Linked DNA regions of Homo sapiens: region 1 is linked to region 2. Evidence: chromatin contacts called from ENCODE Hi-C or POLR2A ChIA-PET data. All regions are on one chromosome and are shown on one strand. The core of a region is the stretch at or near the end of the contact, and the rest is flanking DNA. Distances in the headings are between cores, read along the strand shown.

The links. A loop is a pair of places that touch in the nucleus more often than their neighbours do. ChIA-PET counts read pairs that join two places held with the same protein, here RNA polymerase II (POLR2A). Pooled maps may share reads with other maps.
Region 1: a loop to region 2 is called in a map of GM12878, with 3 times the contacts of the local background. The contact joins the promoter of ITPRIP here to the enhancer-like site in region 2. A Hi-C loop is called at or near these places in 1 of 168 maps with a recorded cell type or tissue (GM12878), 14 of 37 single-sample maps with no recorded cell type and 8 of 50 pooled maps. POLR2A ChIA-PET finds 5 or more read pairs at or near these places in 1 of 52 experiments (activated CD4-positive, alpha-beta T cell).

Annotation. Positions count from the first base shown.
Region 1 is chr10:104,336,289-104,340,562 of GRCh38, forward strand. ITPRIP (inositol 1,4,5-trisphosphate receptor interacting protein) reads right to left here and starts at 2,177. Exons shown (of 2, transcript NM_001272013.2): 1 at 1,958-2,177. It also overlaps a transcript of CFAP58 not described here. RefSeq lists enhancers at 855-1,054, 3,803-4,097 and a cis regulatory region at 3,320-4,274.
Region 2 is chr10:103,694,826-103,698,733 of GRCh38, forward strand. All of the region lies in intron 5 of SH3PXD2A (SH3 and PX domains 2A), which reads right to left. Among named protein-coding and RNA genes, the nearest start is that of SH3PXD2A-AS1, 50 kb to the right of the region's middle. RefSeq lists enhancers at 885-1,631, 1,196-1,305, 1,741-1,885, a silencer at 1,516-1,575 and a cis regulatory region at 1,808-1,818. Within about 2 kb of position 1,811, at least 18 of the 41 ENCODE cell types and tissues checked have a DNase peak (open chromatin) inside an H3K27ac peak, as active enhancers do.

The sequences.
Region 1 (4,274 bases), core at 927-3,426, 640 kb after region 2:
GGATGGCCTGGTGTCATCCATAATAAAGTCCTGCTTCTCAGCTCCCAGAACACTTGGAGCACCCACCCCTTCCAAGCAGATTCTCCATTAAAGCCCCACAGGCTGCCGTGCCACCTCAACCCTACTGGGGCAGACTCTCAACTCGAAACATGGAACCTGAGTCTTGGACTCTGAAAGCACCTTCTCCTGCCCAGTTATTTTTTTTTGGGGGGGGGGGGGCAGCGGGGCATTGGGGGGTAGGTTAAAGACAGGGTCTGAACTCTGTCACCCGGATGGAGTGCAGTGGCACGATCCTAGCTCCAACCAAGTGATCCCAACCAAGTGATCCCAGCTCTAAGCCTGGAACTCCTGGGTTCAAGCAATCCTCCCACCTCAGCCTCCCAAAGCTCTGGGAAGACAGGCAGCCACCCAGCCCAGACTCTTTCCTAACTGTTGATGGCTACCTGTCTCTGCTGATAGCTGTGAAAGGAAAATACAACCTTAGGACCCCAAGCTCAGGATGCCAAAGGGAAAAGTTAAGCTTGGGAACTCAGTCATGCAAAAAACAAAACCGAAAACAAAACTGCATTCCTTTTGTTGCCAAACAGATAGCTATAATTTCACATGCTTACTTTATCTTACGTAAAATGTAGATTTACTGAGCATGAGAAGAATGCACCCAGGGAGAGCAGAGAGTCAGTATAACTACTTCATGGTTACCCACAAGTGGAGAAAATCCGAAGGCAGAATGGCCCAGAGCAGCCGCAACATACAGGGAATTAGCAAACAATGAAAGCCACTTAGGCACGAGGGCTGGAGGGAGGACTCAAAAACACAGCCTATTCTGTTTTCGTAAGGAGGAAAGACAGTAATCCACTTTTCTGATACTCTATTTTCAGGGCTCACCTGGGCCTAAAACTGCACCAACCACAGATGAACTTTAGCTGGCAGTCAGATAGACTCGGTTTGTAAAAGGCAAGAGCACTGGGTCATATCCAAAAAAAGAACAAGAAAATAGACCGCGACCCCGATTTAGATCCAAAAGACCAGAGTCCAGATTGCGACCAATATCTGGTACTCTACTGTTTGTGAAATGAGACCAGTATCTGGTACTCTACTAGTTGTGAAAGGGTGCTTTTCTCATACCAGCAGAGGGGCAAAAGGCAAAATGAGGCCCCTGCCTGGTTCCGTAAAATATTTTACCTTCCTGGTCGGTGGCTTTTTTTTTCTTTTTCTTTTTCTTTTTTTAAGAGAAAGCGTTTTGGATGGGGAGTCCCGCCCCGGGAGTCTTCACCAGGCGGCCAGAATGGCAAAGTCACAGGGATGGGGTTGAGGGTGGGGTTAGGGGTGAAGGGGCAGAGAGTTATTTGCAGCCCAAGAGCAAGTCTGCACAGCGTGAGGTCTGGCCCACTAATAGTCCCGAAAGAGGAAGCGGCGGGGATTTTATCCGGCCTGAAGCAGCCCCATAACTTCACTACCATGAACCGAGAAAAAAAAACTTCACGCCTATTCCTCCCTTACAGGAAGGGAGGGAAGGGGAAGGGGAAAAGGGGGCAGCAAATGAGCAGGGCGAACCGGCTTTTCTTTCTTCGGTAGCGCTCTGCTCAGATGTGAGAAGTAACGGGTCACCTGGCCACTAGGAACAAAAATGTGGTCCCGCTCTGGGCTCCGAGGCTGCGCGCGCCTCGAGGAGGAGCTGCCCGCAGCCCTGGCTGGAGCGAGCGCCCGGGACGCATCCCCCGACGCGGCGGGAACAGGATGCGGGACCGCGAGGAGACAATACGCCCGCCTGGGCACGCGCGCTTTAAGGGAAGGGGGTCTCCAAAGTCAGCCCCCACCCGGGAGGAGCAGGCGCCCGCGCTCCCCACACCCTCCTGCGCCCCCTCTGTCGGCAGCCATCTCCGACACAGCTCCTCCGAGCTCGCGCTCTCCATCGCGCCCTTCTTCCTTCAGCACACTAGGCTGCCCTGGGACTTACGATTGGCTTGGGTCCCCGGTCCCGGTCCCCGCCGCGGGAGGACGGCTCCAGCACAGGCTTTGCGCGCAGGTCGAGGGCCGAGGCGCCGCTGCTTGCAGGCGGCTGCGGTGGAGCTTGCGGCCCGGCACTTAGAGGGGCGCGGGCGGCGATGCCCCCGCTGGCTCCCACCTTCTGGCCTGCAGCGGCCGGCTCTACTGAACTTCAGAGTTACTCATTTCCTGGATGTCACAAAAACTTTTTCCTCCTTATAAGAACAAAACACCCGCCTCTACCCGCGGCCCCGGAAGCTCCTTAAGGAGGACCGTGTGGGTTTCGGTGGTTGGGCCCAGGATCCGCCGGGAAGACCTTCCCAGTGAGCCCCCAGAAACTTCCCCGGCACGGCAGAACTGGAGAGTGACTGGGAGAGACGGAATCAGGCCAGTGGAGTAAACTGGAGCGAGTGGACAGGGGCGCGGGGAGGACGCCCTTAAAAGTCGTCCTAAGCCGCGGAGCGGAAGGGGTTAAGTCCTTACCAGTCGGGGAGAGTTTTCTGCGGCGCGTTTTACAAGTGGCGGAATTCCTGGGGCCACCTATTTAGTCTCTTGGAGGAAAATATAACTCTAGACAAAACGCCAGCCTTTTTCTCTTTTGCAGCTTGAAAGGATTAAAATAGCTTACTACCGTTTTTTTTTTTTTTTGAGAAGGAGTTTCGCTCTTGTTGCCCAGGCTGGAGTGCAATGGTGGCGCTATCTCGGCTCACCGCAACCTCCGCCTCCCGGGTTCGAGCGATTCTCCTGCCTCAGCCTCCCGAGTAGCTGGGATTACAGGCATGTGCCACCACGCCCGGCTAATTTTGTATTTTTAGTAGAGAAGGTGTTTCTCCATGTTGGTCAGGCTGGTCTCGAACTCCCTTCTCGGCCTTCCGAAGCGCCTGGGATTACAGGCGTGAGCCACCGCGCCCGACTTTTATGATAATCAAATGCATGGTTGCTTTTCTCCGGGATTAACCGGGCACAAAGGAGAACAGTGACCGGATACTGTACGGGACAGGCGCGGTAGTTTCTGGTTACTGTTGTGACGGTAGATCAAGTGTTACTACCCCTATGTTAGAAACGAGAGAACTGAGGCCTGGAGGAGCAGCAGCAGCGTTCTGGTCGAGCTTAATAGTTTATGAAATCCATAACTTCTATTGTCTTCCCTTTGACCTGCCCAAATCCTACCATCAGTACAAAAGGCAGAGCAGGGTTTGAATGAATTCTCCATTAAGCGGCTTTGGGGGCACCAAATGCCAGTGAAGGCACATTGGGGAAATTGGAACACAGTGTCCAAAATGATCACCATTGCTACTGCTATTTGGTCTTAGATCACCTTTTTTTCGTCTTTTCCTTTAACACTCGCCTGGAAGACTTTTTGGCTGAGTCTGAAAGATAAACAGGCAATGAGAAAATGTTCTAAAAATAGACTCCCTGGCCCTTGGCCCAGGGTACTTTTGTTTTCAAGTTTCTACTGCTGCTCAAATTCTTTCCTTACGTAAGAGGTTATGGCAGAATTTTGGGGGCCAGTATGTGTGTTGGAGGTGGTGGGGGCGATCTGGGGAAACGGTCTTGAAAGAGCTGTATTTCCAAAATGTCTAGAAGTTGGTCCGGTGGGTTACTCACACCCTCCGCAAAGCAGGTGGGGGAAATTTCTGTGAAGTAAGAGCGCTGGGCTGAGCTTTGTCATCCTTGGGCTAAGAGTTCAGCGTTGTGCTGGAATGCCAAGGTTAGTGCTTGAATGCCCTCTGGGATTGTCATCCCGTCTGCAAAGTTGTTTCAGCAATTTCTAACCAGCCATGTATATTTATATAAGGAATATTTATTATATTTGTTTTGCTTTTAACCTGATGATTTCACCTTCTGTGTTCTGATTGGTTCCTGTCTGTTCTAAGGTCCACCCTTCTACCTGGCTTGTAAGTCGTTCATGAACTGGCCTCTGCTTATCTCACCAGCCTCATATCTCACTCTGTGTCCCACACAAAACTCCTTGCAGTTCTTGGAACCTGTGCTTCCCAGAACGTGATATGCTCTTTGATATGCTGTTTGCATGATATGCTTTTTCTCTCCCCTTGGATATTCATATGTACTCTACTTTCTGCCTGCCACAGCCACCCCACCTCCTCCTCCAAACTGTCACCCCAGTGCACATGCATGTTATTTTGCCCGACTAATTGTATGCTCAGTCTTCCTGTCTCAGAACAGGCAGTTACTCCTTCAGGAAGTCTTCCTGGAACCCTCATGTCTGGATTGGACACCCCTCCTGTCGTTTCTACAGAACACTGTGCTAACTCGAGAAATGTTTT
Region 2 (3,908 bases), core at 561-3,060:
AAGGTGGGAGAGCTTCCATTTGCCCCCTCCCCTGGCTCCCACCAGTCAGTCCAGGGAAGGCCTTAACAAAGGCATGCTTGCCCCCCTTGCAGAAGGAAGACTGGGCAGAGACTGAGTCCTAGCTGTGCCCCCCAAAAGCTCAACTGTGCAGGGAATTCCTGAGAGGAGGAGGAGAGTATTAGATCGTAGCTGTGTCCTGCCCAGAAGACTTTCCACTCCCAAGGAGGAAATTAGCTTTTCAGGCCTTTTCACTGAGGGCTACTGGGGAAGGGCAGGGAGTGAGGGCACTGAGGAGCTACCCTCTGCTGTCCCACAATTTTCCTGCTGGTCCTGGCAGGAGAAGCCCAGGACTGATGGCCCACTGACCATCCCCCTGGCTGCCAGTAGCCCAGGCAGGGGTGGCTGCCTCACAGGAATGGCTGCCTTCTCCAGCTCTGAGCAGGTTGAGGCTACCCAGGCTGTTCCTATGAGACAGGGAGTTTGAGACCAGCCTAGGCAACATAGTGAGACCCCCTATCTCTACCAAAAATAAATTAGCTAGGCATGGTAGCAAGCACTTGTACTCCCAGCCACAAGGGAGGCTGAGGTGGGAGGATTGCTTGAAGCCCAGGAGGTCAAGACTGCAGTGGGCTGTGGTGGTGCCACTGCACTCCAGCCTGAGTGACAAGTGAGACTCTGTCTCAAAAAGAAAAAAAAAAAAAAAAGAGTGGGGAAGACACAAAACTCACATGCTTGGAGGGCCTCCTTTGTGCCAGGCCCTGGTTGGTGATTCTCAGCCTGCTATTCAATGGAATCATCTAGAAAGTGGTTAAAATTCAGATGCAGGGCCCCACCCCAACCTACTGCATGGTCTGCATCTCCAACAAACTCCCCTGGGGATTCTGAGGCTGCTCCAGTGTTGCATAATCTCCATCAGGCCTCCAGCCACCCCTAAGAAACATTTATGCTCAGTAAGAACAACGTGCTTGTAGTGCTGAAGGAGCCTCTAGAAAATATCTCTTGGCCTGCCTGTCCTTCAGCCAGAGTTCAGAGTCCTCCCCACCGAGGACTTCCGGGTCCCTCCCTGCAGGGGGTGTGGGCTCTCCTCTTGCAGGTGAGAAGACCAAAGCTTAGAGAAGCCGGACAACTTCCTCAAGGCCATAGTGAGTGGGTGAGACCAGGACTGGGGACCAGAAAACCCAGGCCTTGCTCTGAGGCTCAAGACAAATGCCCACTTACCACCCCTTCCTGGAGTAGTGGATGCAGGAGTAGAAGGCAGAGCCCAGAGGGCCTGATCAGCACATGGGGTTAATGGGGTGGAGGCTGAGGTCCTGGCAGTGGGGGTCACCAGGCTGTGACTGAATGGTGGGAACGAAGAGGAATCCTGAATCCTTCAGGGTGTCTGGCCTGCCCGAGCAGGCGCTGCCCTAATAGGAGACCTTCTGGAAGTTTCCAGTTGGGCATCCTTTAGCAAAGCCATTTCATATTTTTAGCTGCTGAATAGGGTGATAAGCAGTTTAGGTATCCAGTGGCTGGGACTCTCCCATCCCTCACATACGAGGGCAAGACGCAAAGGCAGGGATCCCCCTTCACACCATGACCACTTCCCACTGCCCTATAACCAGTTCCAGTCTGGCAGGACAGCAGGGCCCTCTGCTGGGGCTCAGTTCCCTAACAACTCAAGAACCCCCCCTCTTCCCATCAGTCCCCTTCTCCAATCCACACTCCGTCCTTGCTCCAAGTCTTGCCCTGAGCTGGTGCTGACAGCCCCCACCCTGCCGGTGACTCCACTCCTGGTAGGTCACAGTCTAGCCTGCTTCCGACTTGCTGCTGAATCATATCGGCCAGGGAGCCACAGGAAGAAGAGGAGGGGAGGAAGGGCGGGGCTAGCATCTCCCTCTAGCGTTGCCAGAGGCTAATGTAATTGAAAAGGCCTCCCAAGCTGTGTCCTAAAACAGCTCCCATCAGACCACTCAGCCATTCATTCTCTGCAGCTGGTCCAGGGGTGACTCAAACCACAGGTACAGTGACCCACAGTCCCAGGAAAACAGGGACATGGGACTTTCAGGGCTCAAACTGGACAAACTGGGATGGGTGATCTCCTGTGGTCCACAGGTCTGGCCTGGCTGGGAAAGAGGGGTGGAGTTCCTCCAACCAGCACTCCATCCCTCCCCATCTAAACAAGGACTCCTGGGGCCTCTACTCCCACCCCGCCCCATCCCCGGGTGATACGGTTCCTCTCTTGGCCCCTCCCCATAGGATGATGCAAGCTATGTTTGGATGAGCAGGTTCTGGAGACGGAGGCCTCCAGTTCAAATCCCTGCTGCTTGCAGTGGGGGCAGGGGGGTGCCCTTGATCTACTTTCTTGGCCTCTTGAGCCTCTACTTCTCTATCTGTAGAACGAGGACAATAATAGCACCAAACCCCTGGGGTTTGGGGAAGATGCAATGTACAGTGTGTAGAAAGGGCTTCGCACAGTGGCCGGCACAGAAACTGCTATAAATTGTCTTTGTTGTTATTCTTTCATACCTGGGCCCATCTGACCCACCTCAGTTGCTACACAGGTGGCAAAGACCTGTTTAAACCTGGGTCCTACAGAGCCCCTGAAACAAAAGGAGCTTCTCCTTAAGGACCTCACCACGATGCTGGCAGACAGTGCCAGGCAGGTGTGATTCCAGCCCCACTTTCAGAGTTTTGGGCTTTCGCAAATGCCAGAACAACCACTGGTCTCTGTCTAGCGCCGAGCACCAGGAAGTGTGTTCATCCCTGACCCACAGGAATGGACGCACGCCTCTGGACCCCTCTATTAGGACACATTTAACCTCCCAAGGAGTGGCCAACTCTCAGAGCCCCAAAACCAAGAGATGTAAAGGGCTTGCATTTTTATGCTAATGTAGACCCGAAAGGGTTTTTCTTTTTTCCTTTCATTTTATCTTGGCCAGACACGCTGTGCTCCCTCCCCGGATGCTCTAGTGAAATGGCTGGTGTTGGAGACTGCACAGGGAGAGGCTGGTGGGGGCAGGAAAGGCACTGAACAATTCACATGTGTTGTTCCCCTGTTTTGACACATGGCTCCCCACACTCTGCCTTCCCCTTGAAAACTCCCAGGATTTATTCTTTGGTGTTCTGAAGTAGGCAGAGCAGGTGCTCACCCATTTCATGGATGAGGAGATTGAGGTCTGAGGCTTCAGTGGCTGGCCCAGGCTCCTGAAGCTAAACAGACAGCCCTGACCCACAATGCTCCAAAGGGGCCACGCTGAGGCCCACTAGGGATTTGGCCACAAGGAGAGGTCACACCAGCAGCGGGCAGCAGGCCCTCGCTGGGGAATGGAGATTGCCATCCTGCCGTTCAGAGTTCCCAGAGTGAGAGGTGAAGCCAGGAAGAGCCACTGAGGCACGGGAGAGAGAGGAAAGGGGGCTGGGCCTGGCTGGGCCGGCTCTGTGGAAGGGTGCTGAGTACCTGCCAGGTGGAGTTCTGCTGAATGCTGCAGGGTTGTACCCTCCACTGCCCGCCACACCCCTCACCACTCTCCCTCCCACTGGCAAGTGCCTTGGCAGAGAAGGACACACACACAAACTTCCAGCCTGATGTTCTCACCCTTCTGTCTGCCAGCTGACATTGGCTGCTGGGCCCAGGATGCCTGTCTGCGGGGCCTACAGCCACTGGGAACTGCTCAAGAGGCCGGCTGGGCTGCCAGACAGCTGACTTGGGGGTGACCTTCAGAGCCCAGCAGTCACTGGGGACATGGGCACTATCTAGAATATGAGGGCTGGAGAAGATGCAACCTTGGCCAGGGGAGTGACGTGGGGCTCTTGAGGTACATAATGATTTTGACTGCTGTTATCAACCTAAAAGCACTTTTTAAGCTCTCGCTGTAGGCAACCTCATTAAGGCCTGTGCAGGCAGGCAGAAGAGATATATGTGACAT